2 separate regions of the Mus musculus genome follow, and region 2 is linked to region 1. The links are chromatin contacts, found by Hi-C or POLR2A ChIA-PET in ENCODE. All regions are on one chromosome and are shown on one strand. The core of a region is the stretch at or near the end of the contact, and the rest is flanking DNA. Distances in the headings are between cores, read along the strand shown.

Region 1 (5,346 bases), core at 451-2,950:
CTCACTTACATCCCTGGGGAAGTCTACATTAAGTAGATTTATCAGACTCTCACAGGGCACTCTGCCTGAGGAAGAACAGGCCCCCTGTTTACAAACCAGAGTGCAGTCAGTAAAAAAACAAAACAACACAGACAAACAAGCCAAAACCCAGATGGTTAACTCACGTTTTTCTTTCTCCCCTTTCTCTCCTTTCTTTTATGTTTAGAGTTACACATAATCATCGGACTCAGCTTTGATGTTTTTGGAAGCACCATATGTGGCTATTGGTGTACGAGAGTCATCCAGATTATATTGACCGACCTCTTTAGCAACACACTGACGAACGTTGTTCTCTGTTTCTCACTGGTGTACATGACGTTTTACCTTGGTAAGGCAAACAAACACAAGAACTGCCATCCTACTAGAGAGCCTGGGAGTCCTGGTTTGCCCTGCTCCTTTCCCCTGCTTCATGTCTTCCTCCTGTCTGTTACCACCCCCCACCCACCCACTTGTGTTTTGTCACATCACCTCTCTGTCAGATCTAGTTCTCTCCTGGCCTCTCATTGTAACCTCATGTCTTTGCGCTCCTATGTCTGGGTACTCTTAGCCCTTTGAGCTCTATTCTCTAACCCTACAGTAAGTCCATGGCAGTGCCCTAGAAGCGGAATCGTCATGGAGTTGTTTCTGTCTGGACTCTTGAGCTGCTCACCCCATAAAATGGGAAAAGTTGGCGGAGAAGTTCCCGAGGGCTTTCCAAGCTCGTCATCCTTCACTCACTAGACTAAAAGGTCCTTTCAAATAGCGATCTTTTCTTGAATCTAGAAGGTGGGAAACGAGAGTGGGGAGATCAAGAGTGCTTGTGTCAGGAAGAGAAGCTGGGGCATCGGGTAAGTTGCAGGAGTAACTGTACCCAGCCCCAGTGGGCCTTCCGTTAGTTCAGTTTTGTAAAATTGGGACTTGAGGTGTTTCAGCTCCCAGGAACCATATTAACTATGACCAAACTGCTTTTGCTCCCCTCATACACTGGAGCAACTTTAACCAATGAAGATCTCAGCCGTCTCTTACACCTCTAGCTAAGGAAAGGCAGTTTTCTTTTTCCTGTAGATATATCGCCACCTAGTGGTTGCTTACTGCCCTGAGCCAGTCAAACTAGCGAAAACATTCACGGAATGCTCGTTTCCTTCAGCTTTATTTCTTTGCTCCTTTGTGAAAGTTTTGTGGATGCCTTACTTCAGTTTTTCCACCTCCCTACCAGACTGTGAGCCTCTTGAATATGAGTGGCGCTCATAGTCAGCTCTTCACTCGATTAGTTTTTCCTCCTTTCAGCCAAGCTTAGAGTTGGTCAAATGCCCGACAGTAATTTAATACGTGCTGATCGAATGAACCAACATTCCTTCTCAATGTGTTTTTGAGTAGACAGAATCCAGATATACTCCGTCAATCAGCAACGTTGGGAAATACTTAGCCTCTTTAAGCTTGTCTCTTCTATACAATCGGTCTAACAATACTCCATTTGTGTAAGGCACTGCATGCATTAATGAAGCTTGCTATGCTTGTGAGCTGCGGCTACCCTAGGGACTGGCAAGAGCTCCTTGTGTACACAGCTCCTCCCACCTCCTTCTGAGTGACAGTTGTTCCTGGAGGGGGGCGGGGCGTGTCTCTCTCCCCAATCCCAGACACTTGTTTTTGAGCCTTTGCCAGCTCCCTACTGTGTTCAAGACAGGGTGGCTCATAAATGCTGGTTCATTTCTTCTTCCTAATAGGAATGGAGGTGTTTGCAGCCAATATTTGGTGTCCCCTTAGACAGATTAAATGGATGATAGCCAAGGGCAGAGTGCCAGGACCGGGTCGCAGAAGGCGTTTCAGCCTCCCTTTCACGTTAGAGGATTCCCAGCCCAGACACACACGTTTTCGAGTTGGGATGGGACTCTCACATAATTAACAATACAAGTTCCTTATTTTCATTTATCAATATAACCAAAAATGTTCCGTCACTTTGGCTCAAGTCATTGAAACACAGACATGGGGCTGGCGAGATGGCTCAGTGGTTAAGAGCACCGACTGCTCTTCTGAAGGTCCCGAGTTCAAATCCCAACAACCACATGGTGGCTCACAACCATCCGTAATGAAATCTGATGCCCTCTTCTGGAGTATCTGAAGACAGCTACAGTGTACTTACATATAATAAATAAATAAATAAATCTTAAAAAAAAAAAGAAATGGAAATTGGTAGTCAGTAACTTTATAAAAAATCAATTTCTTGAATGTGTTCAGAAATATATTTGAAGTCATGCTAAGAACTGATGCAGTTAATTACAAGAATAAGCTTTATTTAAAAAAAAGAAACACAAACATTTGATAAAAATGTGTTTAAAACTCAGCAAGAATATATATGATAATAAATAAATCAAGATCATATACATATGTGTATATATATATATATATATATATATGTATATCAGACAAAAATAAGAACTAGCATGTACTCAAAGAAACTGGAAATAAGAGTTTGACAGTTGTCCCCTATCAAAACATTTGCAGAACTGTTAGCTTTACTCAACTTGATTGTTGAAGTTAAATTCGTTAGGAAAGTGCATATATATATATATATATATATATATATGTATGTATATGTATATGTATGTATATATATATCCAAAGTGAAGTTAAGTGAATAGATAAATGAAAAGAATTTTGATAAGTGGTAGACCAGTGGATTAAAATCAGTACTGTAGTAGTCACAACAGTGGTTAATACTGGAATCACAAGAGTGGCCATCCATTGCCATGCACATATGCCAAGGAACATATCATCTAAGTTAATGCTTGCAATAAGGATGTGAGGTGCTATTCACCCCACTTAACACCTGCTTTGCAGACGTGGGGACATTAATGGAGAAAGGGGAGGTCACATCCCATAAGCATCGTGCTGTGCCCTGTTTGAAAGCTCTTCCACTGCTTGCTTGGATGTTCTTTCTCTTCCTTTCTGTCTACTGTCACCCTGGGCTCCTTGGAGACTCTGTAGCCCGGCACCTTTAGTATTTTTGTGTTCTAACATTCTCCCTAGACTATGTTTCAACATTTAGAGCCCAGTGAATTGCCAATTTAGTCGGGGAGAGAAGGGCAAATGCTCCAGGAAGCAGCAACGCCTGGCCCATGCAGCACAAAGTCCCAAGGTGCTGAGCGGAGATTACGTCATTTCTTTTCCCACTCGCCCTAGCCTCAGTGATGATGCAGGATTGGCAAACTGGGTCAAATCTGCTCTGAGCTAAAAAAAGCTTTATGAAAAGAGCAGAATCAAAGAATAATATCTCATGGAGATGAAGATTATTTGAAGTCTAAAGTCTGTAGTATTTTATTGGCTAGCCAACCGTCTGCATGTTACCTCCGGCTTCTTGCAGCATCATAGCTGAGGAAGGTCCCATGGCTCACAAAGGCTGGGTGTTTATTCTATTGCCCATCTCCGAAGAAGCACTGCTATTCCCTGAGCTACAGCATTAGCCAATCCCTTGAAGCAACTTTCTAAATAAGAAACGCTGCTTTCACCTTTCCTACTGATTTTTTCCTCAGGGCGAATCAGTGTATAGATTTAATCACATTTAAATTTATTTCACTTTCTTCTCTCCCCAGTGGAATATTTCGGAATGTCAGGCATTGTTGCTTTGGTCACGGTAGGCCTGAATTTGGATTCTTTAAGCTTTAAACCGAGGATGGAGTTCATCATTACTAAGTGAGTTTCCTGATATGCATTCAGTATAGATTTCAGAGAATTTTAGTACTTGGCTGGTCTTGTCTTTGATGAGGCTAATAAAATTCTATTTATTTACATATTTCTATCTTTAACGTTTCAATGTGCCATCAGTGATCAGCATTATTGATGTTGTCATTATGAAGAAAGTGGTTTAGAGACAATAGTGCCTTCTCTACGTCACTCCGATAGACTTATTCTATGAATTGTTGGGTTTTTTTTTCCCCTTCACATCCACACTTGTGTGACACCATCGTAATGTGTGAAGGAAGGAGGTCAGAGCGAGATGCATCACCAGCAAAACTCTTACCTACCCTTCCCACCTGGTGTTGGGGGTAGGGGTAGGTGTGGGTGTAGGTGTTGGAGTGGGGTTGGGGTAGGGGTAGGTGTGGGTGTGGGGTTGGGGGTTAGGGTGGGTGTGGGTGTTGGAGTTGGGGTGGGGGTAGGTGTGGGTGTTGGAGTGGGATTGGATGTGGGTGTGGGTGTTGGAGTGGGGTTGGGGGTTGAGGTGAGGGTGGGGGGTGGATCAGTGTCTTCTCAGACCAATGGATTAGGCCTCCTCTCAGAAACCATGCAAAATCACAGACACTAAGTCGAAATCTGCCAAAGAAATTCTCATCTCAAATGAAAGCAGATGTGGACAATAAGCCTTCACTCTGACTTTTCCCATGGAAAGTTGTTCAGTGTAAAGGCCGTTCTGAAATAATTGTTTTAAGTGTTTAACTTATCCTGTAAAGAATAAATACCTGTGATGGAGGATGGCACCTTTTTTTTTTTTTTTTTTTTTTTTTTTTTTTTTTTGGTTTTGCAAGATGAAACAAACTTGGCACCAATAACTTTTGCTCCTTTGTTCCTTTGATGTGTTTGTGAATGAAGCTCGGGACTAACTGGTTCATAAGGCTTACAGATTAGTGTAGCGACTGCACTTGGTTGTTGGTAGCGCTGCCTTTCAGTAATTACTCATTACTTACTGTAATTAGTCATTCCACTTGTTTGGTCTTTTTTTAAAGATCTATTTGTTTATTTAATGTGTATGAGTACACTATAGCTGTCTTCACACACACCAGAAGAGGGCATCAGATCCCATTACAGATGGTTGTGAGCCACCATGTGGTTGCTGGGAATCGAACTCAGGACCTCCGGAAGAACAGTCAGTGCTCTTGACCGCTGAGCCCTCCAGCCCTTGTTTGCTTTTTCACTTATGCCACTATCTTTTCCTGCCTGCTATGTCCTGACTGTTGAATTTGAAGCTGGTGGCAATTCGAATAAGATATTTCCAAGCCAAAACCAAAACCAAAACCAAAACCCAATAACAACATAACCCAAAAGCATGCTATTGTTAAATGGTATACCTGCTTATATTACAAATAAACAAACAAACAAACAAACAACTTAATAGGCATTCTAAACTTATGTATTTTTGGATCCTACTATTTGCAAAGGGATTGTTGGACCCTATGGAGATATTTTAAAAATCCTTCAATTCCTCAGTTATTCTATGACAGCTGAGAGGTAAGAGTTGGGACCTCAGGGCCTCCACTCCTATCTTTCTTCATAGGAGCTCTGAGTGGCTTGAATCCGGAAATAGAAATAACTTGGAGAGTCACACCATGTGCTGAT
Region 2 (5,474 bases), core at 927-3,426, 55 kb after region 1:
CAGTGAGGAACCCTGGGATATATAAGATGCTCTTCCACATCCACAGACCATACAAACCTACTCAAACCCACTCAAACCCACACGGCTCCCCAAACCTTCAGCTGTTTCTAATTATCAGGGGGTTAAGTAATGCTTAAAGTTCATTTTCCTTTTCTCCTCCAAAGGATCTTTGAGTCTGTCAGGGGCAAACTGACTTGCGATCATCTACAGAACAGAGTTTGGAAACACTAGTCAAATCCCTTGTATTAGAAATGACACACAGGGTGGAAAAGTCCTTCTCGGTTATTGCAGGCGTATCATGACTTATGTTTGTTCATAAATTTACCTCATCTTAAGATGCCACTTCATCTGCTTATTTAGTTGCTATTTAGGGACAAAGCCTCACTAAGTTGGCTTGGCCTTGAAGTTAGGATCTTCCCAACTGTCTCCTCAGCAGCTGGAATAAAACAGTTGCATCCAGATCTAGATCAATAAACAATCCCTAAGATTCCCGCCCCCGACTCTATAGTGTGGCTATCTTCACAGCACACGCGCTTTAGATTCATATTTATCTCTCATCCTTACAGATGAAGCGCTCCAGCAAGCCCTCACATTTCCTGGGGGTGTGGGCTGCAGACAGGAATGGGAAGGAACACTGTGTAAATCGTTGGCAGTCTTGGATAAATATTAACACTAGATTTTGAGTGATGAGTCTGGCTGGCATGCTTATTTTTAGACTTTTCTCCTGCAAGGCCTGAGGGTTCCATTTGCTACTTCTTCTAGTCTACCTTTCTCTTTTAAAAGCTCTGCTTCCCCTTAGTCAGGAGGAGCCAAACTCACCTCAGGAAAGATTCTCTAATGCTTCCTTTCCTGCCTGGTCACGGAGTAGTTTCATAAACTGCTCTGTCCTCACGTACATACATACATACATACATACATACATACATACATACATACATACTAGATACGAAAAGGACACAGACAGACCCAAGAGTTTGTTTATTCAGTGTCATTGGGCACTGAAACTCCAGAACCACAACATAGCCTGACGCGTATGCAAAAAGCGGACTGAAACTAAGCATCTTACAATGTGTGCATTCAGGAGCTGTAAAACTAAGACAAAATCGGTGCATACCTAGCCACTGTGGCCACCACTGTTGTTATCAGCAGCAAGGCCAGGCGCTGATGCAAAGCAGAGGGGGAGGGGACCACTGGGAAACAAAAGAGTCTCCAAGTGGGGAGGCACACGTGTCCTAGCCTTGGAATGGCCTAGAGTGGCAAAATGGTCGCAGCCTTTCCCTCAAAGCATTGCTTCTTCTAGAATCACGGTCACGCCTACAGAGTGTTTCTGGGTGCTCCCAAAGCTGTTACATATAATCTTATTTTTGACCTCTGAAGGAGGCTCTGGACAAAAAGTCTTTTGGCTACTTACTTGGCACCGTAGTTTTGTTTTGTTTTTTAATTCAGAAGTCCGCAAACACTCCCCGAAGTTAAGAGGAACCCAGATAACGTCGGGACAGCCCTTAATTTGTGGCTGTGTGCTCTAACTTTGACCTTAGGCACCCACCTTCCGCAAGGTACAACTTCTAGAGCGGCAGGAGGGCGGGCAGTGCGACCCTGGGCAAGCGTCCCGGGAAATGACCTCAAACACCGAGCAACCCTGCCCCACCTCCCCTGGGCTTTCAGATCGACCCCGACACAAACCCAACACTGTTTACAAAACCAGGTTAAACAGACAACAAACCGTCCTCGGCAAGGACCTCCTTTCCCATGCCAGGCCAGCCACGCTGGGTCAGGGAAGGATCCGCTGATCGGCGTAGGGCCGGGCAGAGGTCGCAGGTCCCCAGCAATGCCCGGTGATGCTCGGCAGGACCCCGGCGGCGGGCACGTGCGGGAACCGGTGAGGGGCTAAGCCAGAGACCCGCCGCGGCCGAGCGCAACCCGGAAAGAAGCGAGGCAGGTAGCTCTGGGGACCCGTCACCTGGCAGGGCAACGCGGTGGCCACTTACGAATCTCCCAGGAAATCGTGGAAGCGGATGCGGCCGATGGTGGTATTGGCCTCAAAGTTGGGGGCTTCGTCCCCGAGAAGCAACCCTCCGGGCATGGCGGCAGTGGTGACGCTGAGAACAAGGAGGCGCAGCCGCAGCAGTGAGCAGCGGGCGGGCTCCTGCGGAGACCTAGATCAGTGCTGGCCGAGTGGGCGGGGCTGGGGCGGGGCTGGGGCGGGGTGGGGCGACCGCGAGTCTGGCGGCTGCGGTTCTTCACGTGGAGCTTGCAGGCAAGGGAGATTCTGGAGCTAAAGAAGGCCACGTGCAATAGGAAGGAAGCGCAAGACCGAGAATTGCGGGGACTTGTAGATCTGGCGGCTCTGCAAAGATGCTCTAGGAGAAGGCGGAATTAGCGCAAATCCTCTGACATTCTCACCCCTGTTGGACTTACAATTTAGAGGTCTTGGGGTATAGCCCTCTTTTACTATGAGCATCTAGTAGTTGGCTGAATGACTGACTACTCAGCCAACCTGGGTTTCAGAAGTTTTTCAGGATGTGGCAAGAACCAGACTTGTGACGTGGGCTAAGTCAGAGGAAGTGGCTTTCTTATTGCAGCAAACATTCTGTACCAATGTCAATAAGAGGGCAATGGAAAGAACCGTTTTTTTTTTTTTTTAAATTTTGCCTCCCCATTCCTGGAGTTCCTTATAAAATGCTCAACACATTATTCCTAAAGTTTAAATATAGGTTTCACAACAGGCTTCTTGAGATCGAGTGTATGCAAGTGAATTCCCACCTGAAGAAATGGGACATTTTGATCCACTGACTTCCTATTTCCTAAGCACAAAGTGGAGAAAGATGCCTGCCCTTATTAGAGACAGATGGCAGACATTCTGCACAGAAACCAGAATCTGTTAGAAGCTCAGCCTGGTGATCGCAAACCAGAAACCCCAACTACTCTGGAGAAAGGAGAAGGACTGTAAATTCTGAGCTACAGAGGAAGTTCAAGGCCAACCTGGGGAACTTAGAGTCTGTCTCAAAATAAAGGGGAATGAGGAAGCAGGTGTGCGGCAGGATGCTTGACTGGAGTGTGGGAGGCCCTAGGTCCAATCGCCAGCGCTAAGGTGTGGTGGAGGACAATGTATTAGAAAGCCCCGAGTCCTAGCTGGAGAAACTAAAGCGAGTTTATGTAAGTTAAGTGAGGCTACCTGGAGGTCAGCTTCAGATTGTGTGGCCCAGCCTGGGGAAGCCTGCAGGACAGTAGACTACTTAGAACATGGCAGGTGCTCTCAGAGTGGTAGCTATTATTAGATGACACAATTCACGCAGTAACTCTCACTTTCCTTATTGCTAGCTAGACACCGTGCGAGGCCTGATGTGAGACATAGTCCCAGCTCTTACAGGAAAAGTGCAGTTATGATATCATGTAAGGTGATATGGACAGGGGAGCTGTGAGTGTTTGTTGTTCGGTGTGAGGAATCCTCTGGAACAGACTCAACGGATTTAAAGGAAAGCGTGTGGCGGTGCTGAGTGCAGCGACCCACTGTACCCTGCGTTTTCATCATGGTGATAAGCCCTGTCTTTGTGTCTGCATGCATACTGGTCTTGCCTGCTTCACAGAGATTACTGCCATGCGTTTTAAAGTTAAGGTAACTTAATCTCTAGCTTGACTCCACCCTTCTGTTTTGAAAGCACGTATCTTCACTTTATTTATTATGTATTTTCACAGTAGGGAAGCAGGGTAGCTTGACCTTAAGGAACTATAAGCAGTGTTGCAAAGATGGGCTAAAAATCAGATACACCACAATAAAGAGACTGGATGCAGACTCAAAGTGGCTGATCTCTATCAAAGGCATAATTACATAGCCACCACTTTAAACTAAGCGAGTATAGTAAGATAAACACCTATTCCAATCTATAGTGCCAGAAGTAGCCTGCTGGTGGTGATTTAGTAACCGTGCTCTAGCCTTGGCAAAAGTTGGAATTCTTTAAAGGTAGAGATTAACATGTCTGTTTGCTTGATTGTTTTTCAAGACAGGATTTCTTTGTGTATCACTGGCTGTTCTGGAATATGATCTGTAAACCGGGCTGGTCTCCAGCTCACAGAGATCTGCCTCCCTGTGTGATCAAAGGTGTGCGCCACTGCCCAGTTGAGATTAACATTTTTGACAACACAGTTTATTTCACAAGACACTTAAATTTCTGTCTTCTGAGAAGTCCACAGATCTAGCATCAGAAGGCTATAGGCCCACTTGGAAACAGTGGTTACAAAATAGCCTTTTCTTTTCATGACTTTTTCTTTTCCTTTATTACTGTTTCTTCATTCTGTTCCTCATATTGTGAACATGAACAATGAAGACGATTTTATTCAAGGCAAAAGCCTGGTATAGTATATGTCCCTGTGAAAGCAAAGAACATTCTCATGTATTTAGTATGTGAATAAAGTTACAAGGCCACTGTGTTTGACCCTTGTAGGTAAGTGAGTTTGACCTTGCCTTATATGTAAGGAACCAGGACACTACAGGAGGACAGTGAAGACCATTTTCTCAAGGACCAGTGAGAAGCACAGTGGGAAAGGGAGGGGCTCGCTGTGGGATAGGCCAGAACATGGGAAGGAAACAGGCTAAGAGAACCCTTTGCTATGAAGGACTGAAGGCTCTGCCGTCAGGAGGAAGTGCTTTCAAACAACCTAATGGCTGGAGAGAACACCATGGTCCTTAGAATTATCTCCTGAGGGCTAACAAGGAAGTGCAGGAACTTCCAGTGGGATGGTGTCTGATTCACACAACAATTCTAACTGCTTCAAAATATCAAAATCTCTCTCTCTGTCTCTGTCTGTCTCTGTCTCTGTCTCTCTGTCTCTCTCTCTCTTAGTCTGTGGACTTTTAGGAAGAGGAAAGGAGGAAGGAAAAGAGGTATAGGGAGAAAAATCAACAAGAACAAAGTATATATTGAAACCCAGCACTTTGTGTGTTAATAAAAACATTAAAAAATGTTGGTTTAAACTGTATGTACATTTACCAAAAAGATTATACTAGAATATTCCTAAGACAATGTCATAGGGACAGCATAACTATTCACATCACCCATGCATGTTACAAAGGAAATGAATTGTTGGTAGCGATGCGGTAAAGGTAAACTATTGGACAGCCAGCAGAATGGAGCCTCCCTAGCTTCACGCAGTGATAGGGGTCAGAGTCTCTCTCTCTCTCTCTCTCTCTCTCTCTCTCTCTCTCTCTCTCTCTCCCTCACATGCCCCCAGAGGCCTCTTTCCTTCTCTTTCTGTCTTTTTCTGTCTCCCTTTCCCTGCTTCTACCCCTTTCCACGTTCCTGCTCTGCTCCTTGGCTCCCTTCCCCCAGTAAACTTCTTTTTGTCCTAGGCCTGTCTTTCAGGGGACCCCTTGGCAGGGCTCACTGAGGTGTTTCTCCTGCATTGTTATGTAATTATTATGTGTTTTATAAAACACAAAGGGTGAATACATAAAAAGAGTGTTTTGCATTCTCAGG

Evidence for each region. A loop is a pair of places that touch in the nucleus more often than their neighbours do. ChIA-PET counts read pairs that join two places held with the same protein, here RNA polymerase II (POLR2A).
Region 2: a map of heart shows a loop between it and region 1 (2.2-fold over the local background). The contact joins the promoter of Prdx6 here to the enhancer-like site in region 1. A Hi-C loop is called at or near these places in 1 of 37 maps with a recorded cell type or tissue (heart). POLR2A ChIA-PET finds 5 or more read pairs at or near these places in 4 of 5 experiments (Patski and embryonic stem cell).

Annotation. Positions count from the first base shown.
Region 1 is chr1:161,194,595-161,199,940 of GRCm38, forward strand. It overlaps the pseudogene Gm6185. Among named protein-coding and RNA genes, the nearest start is that of Tex50, 38 kb to the left of the region's middle. Within about 2 kb of position 1,701, at least 3 of the 3 ENCODE cell types and tissues checked have a DNase peak (open chromatin) inside an H3K27ac peak, as active enhancers do; they include heart, where a contact is called at or near this core.
Region 2 is chr1:161,249,034-161,254,507 of GRCm38, forward strand. Prdx6 (peroxiredoxin 6) reads right to left here and starts at 2,177. Exons shown (of 5, transcript NM_007453.4): 1 at 1,989-2,177. The coding sequence starts at 2,083.